Linked DNA regions of Homo sapiens: region 1 is linked to region 2. Evidence: chromatin contacts called from ENCODE Hi-C or POLR2A ChIA-PET data. All regions are on one chromosome and are shown on one strand. Each heading gives the region's core, a stretch centred on a gene start or an enhancer-like site at or near the end of the contact. The rest is flanking DNA. Distances are from core to core; before and after follow the strand shown. Region 1 overlaps ITGB2 (integrin subunit beta 2). Region 2 holds the start of ADARB1 (adenosine deaminase RNA specific B1).

Region 1 (6,606 bases), core at 3,648-6,147, 160 kb after region 2:
GGGGGCTGTGGCCCTCGGTGAAGCAGGTGACCGGGCGGGCTGTGGGGTTTGTCAGCTCCGCAGCGTCACTGCCGCTCAGCGTATGAGTTTCCACTCCCAGCACTCAATGAACAGCTGAGCAACTGCAGGTGCCTCCGAGTGCTGGGAGAGGGGAATGCTCAGCTCCGAGTGCTGGGAGAGGGGACGCTCAGCTCCGAGTGCTGGGAGAGGGGACGCTTAGCCACCCAAGGGCCTTTGCCTCAAGGGAGTAAATAGGGGCATTTCCTGGTGGGCGTGGGCTGGGCTGGAGAAGCAGGGCCTCCTGGCAGGGGCTGGCATGAGATCCAAACACTGCCCAGGCAGCTGGACACTCCTGAGCCTGGAGCTTCTCACCTGAACCACAGGGTGGTAACCCCTGCCCCTCAGGCGGCATCGACGTGACCTGCCTAGTGCACAGTGAGCCTGAGGCAACACGGCCACCACCAGGAGACTCCCTGGGGAAGAGGCCCCCAGACAGCGAGGTGCCCATGAAGGAAGTTCTGCACAGGGGCCGCGGCCATCCAGGAGATGGGAGGGGCCCTATCTGCACCCTGTCTGGAAGGGGCATGGGGTGAGCAGGCTATTTGGTCCCCCGTGACTCAGTTTCCCCATCTGTGAAACAGGAGGGGTGGTCTGGCCAATTGTGCGCACTCCAGCTGTCTCTATAGTCAACCGTGTAACTTGAACTCACTTCCCCAGGGCTCCTGCCAGGCCCAGGTCTGTCCACTCTGGCCCAGGCCGGGCCCCACCAGGTACCAGGGCTGTGGGACATTTGCCTCTGTGGATGGGGCAGCGTGACGCCTGTGGCGATTCCATGGAACAGGTCCTGTGTGGGCCCCCCTTGCTGCACTCGTGTCCTGTGTCAGAGAACCGTGGTCCTGCCTGAGGCCATGTCACCGGAGGCTGGCTCCCGTTCCCGGAGGAGAATGCCAGCTGCCACAGGGGTCAGTGACACAGGCATTTGCCCAGCAGGTACAGGCCAGGTCGCTGGGAAGCCCCAACTCAAGGGGCTCTGCAGTGGGCGCCTAGCAATTATGGAGCTGTGGGTGATACCCACCCCAAGCCGGACCTGGTGCCAGCAATTATCCCTCCCATTCTGCTTGGCACAAACTGGCACTGACACGGGGCATTGATTAGGTGGTTGCATTTGTCGATTCCGAGCCCATGTGTGTGGAGCCCAGGCCCTGAGCAAGCACAGAGGGCCCTGGTGCTGTCCTGAGCTGAGGCCCCTGCCCACCCCGGGCTGCGTGTTCTCTCCGGCCATTCAGGGTCTGAGAGTGCAGAAGAGTTAGCCCCAGGGGAACACCTTCCTGCCCAGCTGATTTGTAAACAGCCTCGCTGGGGACACATGTTGGTGTTGGGAGTGGTGGAGGTTTCTGTGTGTGATGGAAACTTGGGGTAGGTGTTGGGGAAAAGAGGTGCTGAGAGTCTCAGCAGAGGGCAGAGTCCAGGAGTCCTGGAGTGCAGCTCTCAGCCCCTGCGCCGTGCCTAGAGGAGAGGCTGGCAAGCCCCTGTCCCATGGATGGGTGAATGGGTGAGTGACAGTGGCAACAAGCCCATGCCAGCAGGGAGGTCCCACTGCCATGAAGCAGCGTCCTCATCAACGTCACAGTGGGAACAAGAAAGCCAGTAGCTTTGGAATCCGAAGGAGCAATTTCAGCATAATTCGTCGGCCACCATGAAATTCCATTTTTAAAATGTCCTTTATTCATTTATCACAAAAAGGGTGGAAAATACAAACAGGAATAATGAAAATTGAAAATACTCATAGTGCCACCACCCAGAGAAATGCAGAATATTTTGGAACTGTGTCTCTCTTTTTTTCCCCATAAATTCACTTTTACCACGAAGCCAAGCTGCCCTGAGCAGCTGTTTGCATGTTTTCGTTGCTGTGTGGGACTCCATAGCGCAGGCACCGAAACCGCCAAAGCATCTTACACGTTGACGGCTACACAGGGAATCAAGATATTTTGGCTGAAATCCCTGGTTCTTTCCTGGGGTGACTCATATGTTTCTTAGCCAGTTTTCTTCCTTCTTTTGTGAATTACCTGCTCAGGGTGCCACACCCTTGAAACATCCTTGAATGGAGTATTTACCTTTTTGTTATTAATTTCTAAGATCTCTTTAGAGATGAAGATTACCATTTACCTTTTGCACTAGAGAGATAATAGCTATTTCCTCTATGCAATTTGTTAGTACAACATGTGCCATTTTTAGAGTCTGTCTTCTTGCTATTTTCCCCCTTAGCTTTTTTTTTTTTTTTCTTTTGAGACAGTTTCACTCTTGTTGCCCAGGCTGGAGTGCAGAGGTGAGATCTCAGCTCACTGCACCCTCTGCCTCCCGGGCTCAAGTGATTCTCCTGCCTCAGCCTCGCGAGTAGCTGGGATTACAGGCGCCCGCCACCAAGCCCAGCTAATTTATGTATTTTTAGTAGAGATGGGGTTTCACTATGTTGCTCAGGCTGGTCTCAAACTCCTGACCTCAGGTGATCCGCCTGCCTCAGCCTCCCAAAGTGCTGGGATTACAGGCATGAGCCACCATGCCCGGCCTCCCCTTAGCTTTTATGCTGAGGTTTCCTTACTCTTAGATACCTATTCTTCTATTTCCTTTATTGTTTTATTCCCTAAAACTGAAGTCCTACACATTTGTGGCCATTCTTTTATGTCCACAGCAAGAGTGTCCGGGGCCTCGGCCTCACGTCGCCACCCAGGAACAGACAGTCTCCTTCATGTTAGATGGAGGAGTGGTGTCCCCTTGTCTAAAATGCTGTAAATATCATTTGATTTCCCTTTGACTTCAGGTATTTAGCAGAGTACTTTAGCATTCCTTATTAATATGTGTGTGTCGGGGGGGTGGGGTGTCTCATTTTATTTCATTTGGCCAGAAATTGTGGCCTTTAAAATTTGTGCTATCAGGCCGGGCGCAGTGGCTCACGCCTGTAATCCCAGCACTTTGGGAGGCCGAGGCAGGCGGATCACGAGGTCAGGAGTTCGAGACCAGCCTGGCCAATATGGTGAAACTCCATCTCTACTAAAAATACAAAAATTAGCTGGGCCTAGTGGTGTGCACCTATAGTCCCAGCTACTCAGGAGGCTGAGGCAGAAGAATTTCTTGAACATGGGAGGCGGAGGTTGCAGTGAGCCGAGATCTAGCCATTGCACTCCAGCCTGGATGACAGAGTGAGACTCCATCTCAAAAAAACAAACAAACAAACAAAACTGTGCTATCAAACTTCACAGATAGTCAAACCAACAGTAGGAACACGTCTCCCTGACCCTTGGGAAAATACGCTTTTGCAGGGTCGCAGGTTCAGAGGCGACATGGGCTGGGTTTTCCTGCATCCTCTCTGCTCCGACTTGTTCCTATTTGATCTGACCTGTTTTTGTCCCTGGATTTCCTGGAGCCTCTGTGATCCAAGGACAGTGTTCCAGTCCCCACCTGACGGCACTTCTCTCCAGTTCTTTATCACATTCCTACAAAGCAGAAATGAGTCCATCTTGATGCTCTGGCTTTTGGCTTAAAAGGTGGATGCCTAGTTTATAATCATCCCTTGAGCCTTCAGTTCCCAGCGCAGGGGTTGGCTCCCATGTCCTCTTCCTTCCAACCTTGTCCCCTGGCGGCATCGTCCATCACTTCCCGCGCACCTCCGAGTCACTTTGATGCGAGTGCCTCTCCTCTAGGACAGCGCAAGGTGGGTTTCAGCACAGGCAGGAGGAAGCTCTGATGCAAAGTTCCAATGGGTCTGCGGGGCCTCTGGTTCCTCAAGCAGTCTCGTCTTAGGGTTTTACGGGGTTGCAAAAAGGAAGCCTGAGACTGGGCACGGTGGCTCACGCCTGTAATCCCAGCACTTTGGGAGGCCGAGGTGGGCGGATCATGAGGTCAGGAGATCGAGACCATCCTGATCAACACGATGAAACCTCGTCTCTACTAAAAACACAAAAAAATTAGCTGGGCGTGGTCGTGGGAGCCTGTAGTCCCAGCTACTCAGGAAGCTGAGGCAGGAGAATGGCATGAACCTGGGAGGCGGAGCTTGCAGTGAGCTGAGATCGCGCCACTGCACTCCAGGCCGGTGACAGCGCAACTCCGTCTCAAAAAAATAAAAAGGAAGCCTGACCCCGCTGGATTCCTCTCCCAGCATAGGCTCTGCCCTCTCTCTGCTGTCTTGCTTAAAGTTTCCTTTCTTTTTCTTTTCTTTTTTTTTTGAGACAGGGCCTCGTTCTGTCAACTAGGCTGGAGTTCAGCAGTGCCATTAGGGTTCACTGCAGTCTCTCCCTCCTGGGCGCGAGTGATCCTCCTGCCTCAGCCTCCTGAGTAACTGGGACTAGAGATGCATGCCACCATGTCTGGCTAATTTATTTTCTATTTTTATTTTTTGTAGAGGTAGGAGTCTCACTGTGTTGCCCAGGCTGCTCTCAAACTCCTGGCCTCAAGTGATTCTCCTGCCTTGGCCTCTCAAAACACTGGGATTGCAGGCGTCAGCCACCAGGCTGGCCTCTTCCTTTCCTGTGTTTGCTCCTGTTCTCCTGTCCTCGACTTCTGTGAAAGGGTGTGTGTGATTTGGCCCGGATCTGCTGCAGGTCTCTTCTGACGCCGCTTTCGTGTCTCAGAGCCTGAATGTTCAGAGCTTTGCTCACCGTGAAGTGTGGTTCTTGTTAGCTGTGTCCATTTGGTGCCCGGGAGGGAAGGGCGCCCGGCCCCTGAGGGGTTCTCCGGGGAAGGATGACCTCGTCCCCCTGGTCCTGCCCCCTCAGCCCCCTGCTTCCCCTGTGCAGGGGACTTGGTGACAGGTACCACTTCCTGCAGCTGGGCTGGGGTTGCACCAGCACTTCCTTCTCGGGCAGGGTTGAGGTCAAGGGCGACTCTGATGCAAGGTTCTGAGAGGCCTGTGGGGCTGTGGATTCCTAAGCAGCCTCAGCTTTGGGTTTTGCACCTTAGGTCTTGGTAAGGGGACCCGCCCGCCCTTAGATGGGGGATGTCCAGAGCTGGAGGATGAGGAGGGCACCCGCCCCTGGTGTGGGGCAGCAGGGAGGGCCTTGGAGAATGAGGAGGGCACCTGCCCCCAGTGTGGGGCAGCAGGGAGGGCCTCAGGGTGATCAGGCTCCAGGCCAGAGCTCTGGGGCCAGCTCAGGGGCTGGGGTGGGGGGTGTCTGTGCTCTTCCTCCCCTCCTGCCCTGCAGCTCTGCCGGCTTAGCCTCAGGGCACCAGAGGTGACAGTGGCCAGGCACCTGTTTGCCCGAATGCTGCCCTACATCTGTGCCTTACCCATTCCCATCCCCCAGGGAGCTGGCACAGGCCCTTCGACCACCTCCAGGCACATGGAGGAAACTGAGGCAGATAGGCCTGATGGGGTCTTGGTCTCTCAGGCCTCAGGTGAGGCCCTGGACCTCCGTGGGCCATCCTGGCTGCTGGGCAGAGGGGCTGCCCTGCCCTGTTCTCCCACAGAAGGGAGGCTGGCTGCCAGGCTCAGTGCACTGCCTTACCTCCTGGAGCGGACCTTCATCCCCAGCTGTTTGTCTGGGCTCAGCCACTGGCATTGGGGGGTGGGGCAGGGCCTGGCTTCTCTTGTGCCCCCAGCTCCAAGCCCCCCAGGGCTGCTCATGGAGGAGCAACAGTGGGGAGAAGGTGGCTCCCCACCAGCCCCCTTCCTGTGGTCAAGGTTGGGGTGCCGTGGTCTCTGAGCCAATCCTGCTGGAATCAAGGTGCACCCCCTCTCCCTGTGGGCAGGTGGGAGTGCCCGGGGTAACTGGGCACCAGGTCCATATCTTGCTGCTGCTGGGGCCCTCAGTTTCCCCATTTGAGGGTATGAAGTGTTTGCATGCCACTGGTCACGACTGTGTTAGGGGCGGAGACCTCATGTCTGCGGCCCCAGGGAGAGCGTGGAGCTGGGGTGTGAGTCCTTACCAGCCTGGCTGGGGCTGCCAGGGGAGGTCTGCACCCCCTCCCCACTTGGCGCAGCTGCGACCTGGGGGAGTCCTGAAGCCGGCTGGACCCTGCACCCTGGGGGAGTCCTGAAGCCGGCTGGACCCTGCACCCTGGGGGAGTCCTGAAGCCGGCTGGACCCTGCACCCTGGGGGAGTCCTGAAGCCGGCTGGACCCTGCACCCTGGGGGAGTCCTGAAGCCGGCTGGACCCTGCACCCTGGGGGAGTCCTGAAGCCGGCTGGACCCTGCACCCTGGGGGAGTCCTGAAGCCGGCTGGACCCTGCACCCTGGGGGAGTCCTGAAGCCGGCTGGACCCTGCACCCTGGGGGAGTCCTGAAGCCGGCTGGACCCTGCACCCTGGGGGAGTCCTGAAGCCGGCTGGACCCTGCACCCTGGGGGAGTCCTGAAGCTGGCTGGACCCTGCACCCTGGGGTAGCTCCAGCACGCACAGGGCCTCCGATCAGCTGAGGGGCTGGTGGGCACTCGTGGCACCGAGGTCAGTCCAGGCGCAGGACTTTGAGGGGGCCCAGATGGAGAGCTGGAACTGGCCTCGGCCTGAACCACAACCCCCAACGATCAGAGATATGGGGGCTTTCAGACACAGGGTGGGCCCAATGTGAACCAAAACCACCTCCTCCAGGAAGTTACAGCAGGGTGCAGGTTCTGTT
Region 2 (6,793 bases), core at 2,206-4,705:
TGGCCCTAGCCCAACAGCTGTCAAGCTATGGATGAAGCAAAACTCTGCAAATGGAAGGTGCGGTAAGCCCTGCCACGAAGACCTCTGTGGGCTACTGCGCTGTCCCTGTCCACACCCCAGATAAAAAGCTGTCAACTTGGAAAGAAAAGTCACTCAAGGAATAAGGAAGGAATCTTAATGATTTCACTGGACAATTTTTAATTTTCCCATTTGCTTTTCCTACCTCACATATTATGAACATACAAAATAATATGGGTTTTTTTTTAACACCATTTCCATCACACCAAATTACAGATTTAGAAATTCCTATTTTAGAAAGTTGACACAGAAAACCACTGAGTTTTCTTTTTCTTTTCTTTTTTTTTTTTTAGACGGCGTCTCGCTCTGTTGCCCAGGCTGGAGTGCAATGGCACGGTCTCAGCTCATTGCAAGCTCCGCCTCCTGGGTTCACGCCATTTTCCTGCCTCAGCCTCCCAAGTAGCTGGGACTACAGGCGCCCACCACCATGCCCGGCTGATTTTTTATATTTTTTTAGTAGAGACGGGTTTTCACCGTGTTAGCAAGGATGGTCTCGATCTCCTGACCTCGTGATCTACCCGCCTCGGCCTCCCAAAGTGCTGGGATTACAGGCGTGAGCCACCGCGCCCGGCCACCATTGAGTTTTCTAATAAAATTGGACCTCTCTGAGCTTTTTGGTTTCAAACTAAGCTTGATAACTTTGCTAAACTTTTTTATAGGCTGGTAAATGTGTAACTTCATCTATTTCTTTCCAAAGTTAACTACCTCCTATTTGAATTATATTGTTTGATCACAGAGCTAATCACAGCATTCAAGGGAATAAAACCCAGTTCTTAAGTAAAACTTACAGCTAAGAAATTTTGATAATAACTAATTAGTAGGCTTTGCTTGTACCCACGTGTAAGAATATGCACTATAGCAAGGTTTGTCATATATTAAAACATATACAATACACACTTTGACTCCTGCTAGGACAATACACAATTGGGTGCAGCCTTTGAACCAAGTGCCCAGGGATGGAGTGGAATGAGGCTTTACCTTTCTGTAGGTACTGTGTGCTTGCTTATCTTTTTAAATCTATCAATACAAATGTACTGCTTTATGCCAGAAGCATTTTTGATCTCTACCTATCTTGTTAAGTACTGTATCTCCTAGGGCCTAAAACAGGGAAGGCCTAGCACATAACAGGCCACAGACAAGTATTTGTCAAATGGATTAAGTTTGTTTTATGCATTCACTGGACAAATAGAAGTTAAAAAAATTCTTATTCCAAAAATCTAAAAGAATTCAAATGTTTTACAATACATAAATTCACGAGGAAGTGAAATTAGCCTCTGAGCCAAGATGTTTTTTGTGGATGATGTTATCACTTCATAGCTAATCCTTCCCCCTTGGCCTCCCAGTAACAACTGCATGAGCACGTCACACCAGAGACACATGTGTCATCAATTTCTCAGAGCTGGATCGATTATTTTTAAGCCCCTGTCCCTGCAGGAGGGCCTCCTTTTTTCCTTTCCAACTACAGCTTCAAATGTGATGTAGATGTAGTGGGATATACCCAGTCTTAGGAACCCTCAGACATCTAACAGGGCATCACTCACAGACAATGCATTCCTTTCAGAGTCTGTGTGAGTTCATCCTCTCCACCACAGGCAAGATATAGGCACCCAGCTCAGCCTGTCTCATCAAATACTTACCGAGCCCCCGTTGTGGCTGTCCATGCATACTGGACCCTGTCCTCCGGAGGAACCGCGCAATGAGAGACAGTTAATTCTCTTATCCAAGAAGGAACTGTATCAGCCAAGCTTTTATCCTTTCTTCCTTCTCCCTTTCCCCTCTGGGAAACCCTCAGCAGGCAAAAAGGATACAGCAGTCTCAACCCCAAGGAAAAGATGGTCATCAAAAGACAATTAGCTTTTCTATCTCCTAGAAACAACTGCTCTTAAGACAACCTAGCGTTTTGGAAAATGCAGCTCTGGGTGGCACCTTTCGAAGCAATAAAACATACGGCAAAATTTAAGAGGAAACAAAGAGGATTAAATACATATTTGTATTCTCAATTAAAAAAACTACGGTTCTATCATCTTAATTATGGAGTTAAACGTTAAAGAAACAAGTTTGATATCATGCCACTTTTCGTTATACTTCGAGAACGGAATGCAATAATGGTTAGTAAGAAGGAAGTAAAATGCCTGTATCAGAAGTAACAGCCCAAACCTGCTGACCAAAAATATTAACTGGGAACTAAACACCACGGTGCAGATCTCCGACATAGAAACCTGGACAGGAACACGTTTTAGGTTAGGTTTTCCAGCGTGTAAATCGGGACTCCAACACGTTTCAGCGTCCACAGCCCAATCTGACACCTTCCCTCGCACCCATCCACCACGCAATAATTTTCCTTCTGATGTGAACACGTCAAAAGTCACCTCGGGCCCCCAACTGCCCCAGATTGCTCCCGATCGCTGCAGACGCCCGGCACCCGCAGGAACTTCCCTGGCCCGGGCCGCCCGCGGCGCAGAGCATCCCGCGCGGACACTGCGCCCTCGGAAGGACACGCAGGACCGTCCAGGGCGCAGACTCGTCCCCAACGCAGTCTCCACTCCCGTGGCACAGCGTCCCCTCCCAAGGCAGCCTCCCCTGCCCGGGCCCAGCCTCATCCCGGGCGCAGCCTGCCGTCCCCCGGCGCAGCGTCCCATGCCGGGCGGAGCGTCTCCCCAGGGACATAGCCTACCGTCCCCAGGCGCAGCCTTGTTGCCAACGCAGCCTCCCGTTCCCCGGCGCAACCTTGTACCCGGGGCAGCCTCTGGTCCCCGGGCGCAGCCTCGTCCCCAGCGCAGCCTCCGATCTCCAGGGCACACCGTCCCCTCCCCAAAACGCAGTCTCGGTCCCCAGGGCGCAGCCTCGTCCCGGCGCACCTGCCCTCCCCGCGGCGCAGCGCGGCGCATCCCACGCGGACTCGGCGCCCTCGGGAGGGGACGCGGGGCCGCCCGGGCGCAGCTTCCTCCGGGAGCCGAGCGCCGGAGCAGACGGGCGACCCAGGAGGGTGGGTGCGAGGCGGTGCCGCGGCACCCTCGCTTCTCCGCGGGCGCCCTCCGCTCCCGGGACGGCCCGCAGCTCCGGCCCCACCACCAGTCCCTGCCCGGCGCTTACATAAACGCCGCCACCGCGGGGTCCGGAGCCCGCGCCCGCCCGAGCCGCCGCGGCCCCGCGCCGCCCTCACCTCAGCCGCAGCCGCGCCGCGCCTGGTCCTCCGCACGCGCGCCCCACGCTTCGGCCGCAGTCTCGCGCCGGGCGGCGCTCTGCCTCGTTGGTTGTGCGCAGCGGCGCGGCGTGGCCGTGGCCTCGCGCGGCCCGGAGCCCCGGCCGCCAACCTGGCCGCTTGGCCGCCGCTGCCGCCGCCGCCGCCGCCGCCGCCACGGCCGCCTCAGCGCCTCAGCCCCGCCGCCGGCGGCTCCGCCCCCTCCCCGCCCCCGCCGGCCCGCCGGGCGCGCGCACGCCGAGGGGGCGGGGGCGGCGCAGCGACGCCGGACGTGCGCGCGCTGGGGCGCCCGTGTCTGTCGTGGGCAGCCGGAGCTGTGGCACCTCCCTCACGACCACCTGCGGCGGACGGGCGCGGGGCCGTTGGGGCTGGAGCGCGGCCGGAGCTGAGAGACCGCGGCTGGGCGGCTCCGGAGCGTGGGGCGAGAGCGCGGGACCGGCCTGGCGTCGCGGCGCCGCCCGCCCGAGCGCGGCTGAGGAGACTCTGCCCGCCTTCGTTTTGGGGACGGGGTCTCACTGTCGCCCAGACTGGAGCGCGGTGGACCTCCGAGCTCACGCGATCCTGCCGCCTCAGCCTCCCTGGTAGCTGGGACCGCAGGCGCCCGGCGATTGGCGTTTGCGTTTTGCGGAGGTGGCGTCTCGCGGTGCTGCCCAGGCTCCCGGGCCCCCGCGCTCCTCCCTGCAGCGGGCGCTGCCCCCGCCGAGCCCCCGCCGAGCCCCCGCCGAGCCCCCGCCGAGCCCCCGCCGAGCCCCCGCCGAGCCCCCGCCGAGCCACCCCTGCTTCTCCCTCTCCCGGAGTTGCCTGGGACACGCGGGTCCCGCCGGCCCCCTCTCCCCGCCCGTCATCCTCACTGTAGACTCCGGGAGAACCAGGTCGCGGCCCAGGACCCTGGCTGGACACGGTTCCCGCCGTCTCCTGTTTAGTCCGCACTGACACTAGCAGCTGCTCCAGTTACCAACGTTTAGGTGATGGTGGTTTTGTTTGATTTTTTTTGTTTGTTTGTTTGTTTTAGGTTGATAGTAAAAGCATTTTTTTATAGCATATGCAATAGACCTACTCTTCGATTTATCTATATTTACTGACTGTTCCACAGTTATACCAAGAAATGTTTACACAGATGATGATAAGCATATGTAGAAATGCAACGTTTTCACTGACCGGAATAACCAGCTCCAGGCTGCAGTTCTCTGCACGAAGATAAAGTTTGATAGGCAAACTTGGCAGCTCCTGACCGCGGCGACCTGAGCCCAGAGGAGCAGCCGGGGGCGGTGGGCAGAGCCAGGTGTGGACAAGCGGGTGGGTCCCGCACCTGGGTGGGGGAAGCGGCAGGTTCCAGGGTCAAATTGAGGTTGTACTAGCCCTGGCCTCCAAACCTCAGGCGGCCCACTCTGCCCTCGGCCTCTTTCCTCCCTTGTAAAGTGGGGAGTAAGAGACCATCGCAAGCCAGGGATGGGGTGGCGCACACTGTGATCTCAGCCAGTCTGGAGGCTGGGGCTGGGCGGTGGGGGGGTGCGGGTCGCTTGTGTCTCAGAGCTGGAGCTGTGGTGTGCGAGGCCGAGGTCCGCGCCTATAAATGGCCGCTGCGCTCTGGCCCGGGCAACACTGAGACTCCGACTCTGGAAAACAACAAAACTTAAAAGACGAACACAGATGGAAGTTTGGGAGCCTGGTATGCGGTAAGCACTCCGCAGGTGTCAGCCGCCAGCCCGCAGTCCCGGACAGGTCAGGGGAAGGCCCGCGGTATGCAGCAGGCTGCCGGCTTCAGTCACTGCCTGGTGGAAAACAAGCCTGTCTTTGGGGCCAGCCAGCTAACAAGTGAGCCCTTCACCCCATCTGAAGGCGAAGCACCCAAAGGGGCAACCGTGGACGGCTAAATAAAAATCAAGACTCCTGGGACGCCTTCTCGGGACACATTCTTAAAGAGATACGTGCCTGAGGACGTTGTGTGTATTTCTGTGTAACAGGCCACCCCAAACCTCAGAGGGCGAAAACCTCTCTTCACTGCTCATGACTCTGTGGGCCTGCAGCTTAAGCCGGTTCAGCTGGGACGGCTTGCCTCGGCTCCATGGGGTGTCTGCTGGGCCCACTTACAGGCAGGCGCCCCGGGCAGATCCGGGCCACATGTCACCCACCCACCGCAGGCTGGCCGGGCCTCCCTCCCGTGGTGGCTGGGCTCCGTCGGCAGCAAGAAAAAGCAAATCCCCATGGTGCTTCCCTCCATCTCCCCAGGAGGGTGAGATGGCCGGGGCCTGAGTGGACGTGAGGCACCGCACAGGGGACGGGCACGGCAAGCATGGTTCATCGGGGCTGTCACTGCAGAAGTCTTCCACAGGCCTTCGCTGAGGTGCGGGTTGGTGTGGGGAATACAAGGGAACTCCCCAGAATGGAGGCTGCTTGTGCAAGTTTCAACTTGTCCTTTTTCTCCCTCCAGAGCAGCAGAGAGCGGATGGCGCCCAAGGCCGGGACCCTCTGCTGCTCCCACAGGCCTCTCAGGCGGCTCTGCAGGACCAGCCAGCAGCCTCTGATGCTCCCTTCCTATTCCATGGCTTCAGGTGCCATCCTCTCCACAGAGACGGTTTCTATTGTGACGCTCTCCCTGACTTGGAAGAATGGCACTGGGAACATTCCCCTTGGTGCTGATGTCGGGGAGGAAAGCAGTTTCCAGTCGCCTGGGGCCAGGACATGGCGTTCCCAGCTGTTGTAGAGCATGAAGCACCAGGATGCCCATTCGGGTGCCTGCTGAGATCAGGCTCTTTGAGAAGGAATCCTGTGGTCGCCTGAGGAAGTCCAAAAAAATTTCGAGGACATCTCAGCCATCCATCCCCTGTTCACTGTGGAGGTTGAACACCGGGGCTCCTGGAGGGGGGCCCTGGGTCTCCACAGAAGTGCTGGCAGCCACCATCCACTTCCTGGCCTTCCGTGCCCGCTCCACCTCTGTTCTGTTGTTTACTGTCTCCTTTGTGGGAATTATGGAATAAACAATCACTCTGGTGTCCTGGAAAATAAACCTGATGCTGGAGGGCTTGAGTGTAGGAATCCAGCTGGGCTCCCACTGTCTGCCCCAGGGTGCGGAGTTAGGCTTTGCATAAGCATGTGAGATGCCAACCGCTATGAAATGTGGTCTACACAGCACCAAAAATCCATTTCCCACGTTTTCCCTTCAGTGCAGTTAAATGGCATGACCCTGTGACTGTCTCCCACGAGAAGAACTAAAAATTACGCTGGTCCTGCCAATGCCTACAGGATACGGTGGCACAAAATGATTTCCACGGTCTTAGGATATAGACCCAGGCCGACTCGAGAGATTAAGTGGATTTCAAACTGTGGTCTTGAGCCTTCTGGGAACTGCCCGAAAGGAGGGGAAGGCGCCAGCCTCGGAGTGGTCCAGCTGCCCGGCCTGTTCACACACTGGCCTTTCAGTTGAAGACAGTGTTCAAAGCTTACCCGTGTAAATGCCACTGATCTGTGAACCCCCTTCCTGTCATGCCCAGGGCCTGGCAGACTGTGGCTAGA

Evidence for each region. A loop is a pair of places that touch in the nucleus more often than their neighbours do. ChIA-PET counts read pairs that join two places held with the same protein, here RNA polymerase II (POLR2A). Pooled maps may share reads with other maps.
Region 1: a pooled map shows a loop between it and region 2 (2.3-fold over the local background). The contact joins the enhancer-like site here to the promoter of ADARB1 in region 2. A Hi-C loop is called at or near these places in 4 of 168 maps with a recorded cell type or tissue (CD4-positive, alpha-beta T cell, naive thymus-derived CD4-positive, alpha-beta T cell and natural killer cell) and 10 of 50 pooled maps. POLR2A ChIA-PET finds 5 or more read pairs at or near these places in 7 of 52 experiments (CD4-positive, alpha-beta T cell, CD4-positive, alpha-beta memory T cell, GM12878 and 4 more).

The regions. Positions count from the first base shown.
Region 1 is chr21:44,912,547-44,919,152 of GRCh38, reverse strand. The region is part of intron 1 of ITGB2 (integrin subunit beta 2); the gene reads left to right. Among named protein-coding and RNA genes, the nearest start is that of ITGB2, 5.0 kb to the left of the region's middle. RefSeq lists enhancers at 747-1,659, 4,912-5,412 and a silencer at 4,746-4,795. Within about 2 kb of position 4,897, at least 12 of the 41 ENCODE cell types and tissues checked have a DNase peak (open chromatin) inside an H3K27ac peak, as active enhancers do; they include CD4-positive, alpha-beta T cell and natural killer cell, where a contact is called at or near this core.
Region 2 is chr21:45,071,242-45,078,034 of GRCh38, reverse strand. ADARB1 (adenosine deaminase RNA specific B1) reads right to left here and starts at 3,455. Exons shown (of 11, transcript NM_001112.4): 1 at 3,242-3,455. LOC105372836 (a long non-coding RNA gene) reads left to right here and starts at 4,294. Exons shown (of 5, transcript XR_937796.3): 1 at 4,294-4,562. It also overlaps the pseudogene SSR4P1. RefSeq lists silencers at 3,502-3,701, 3,722-3,811.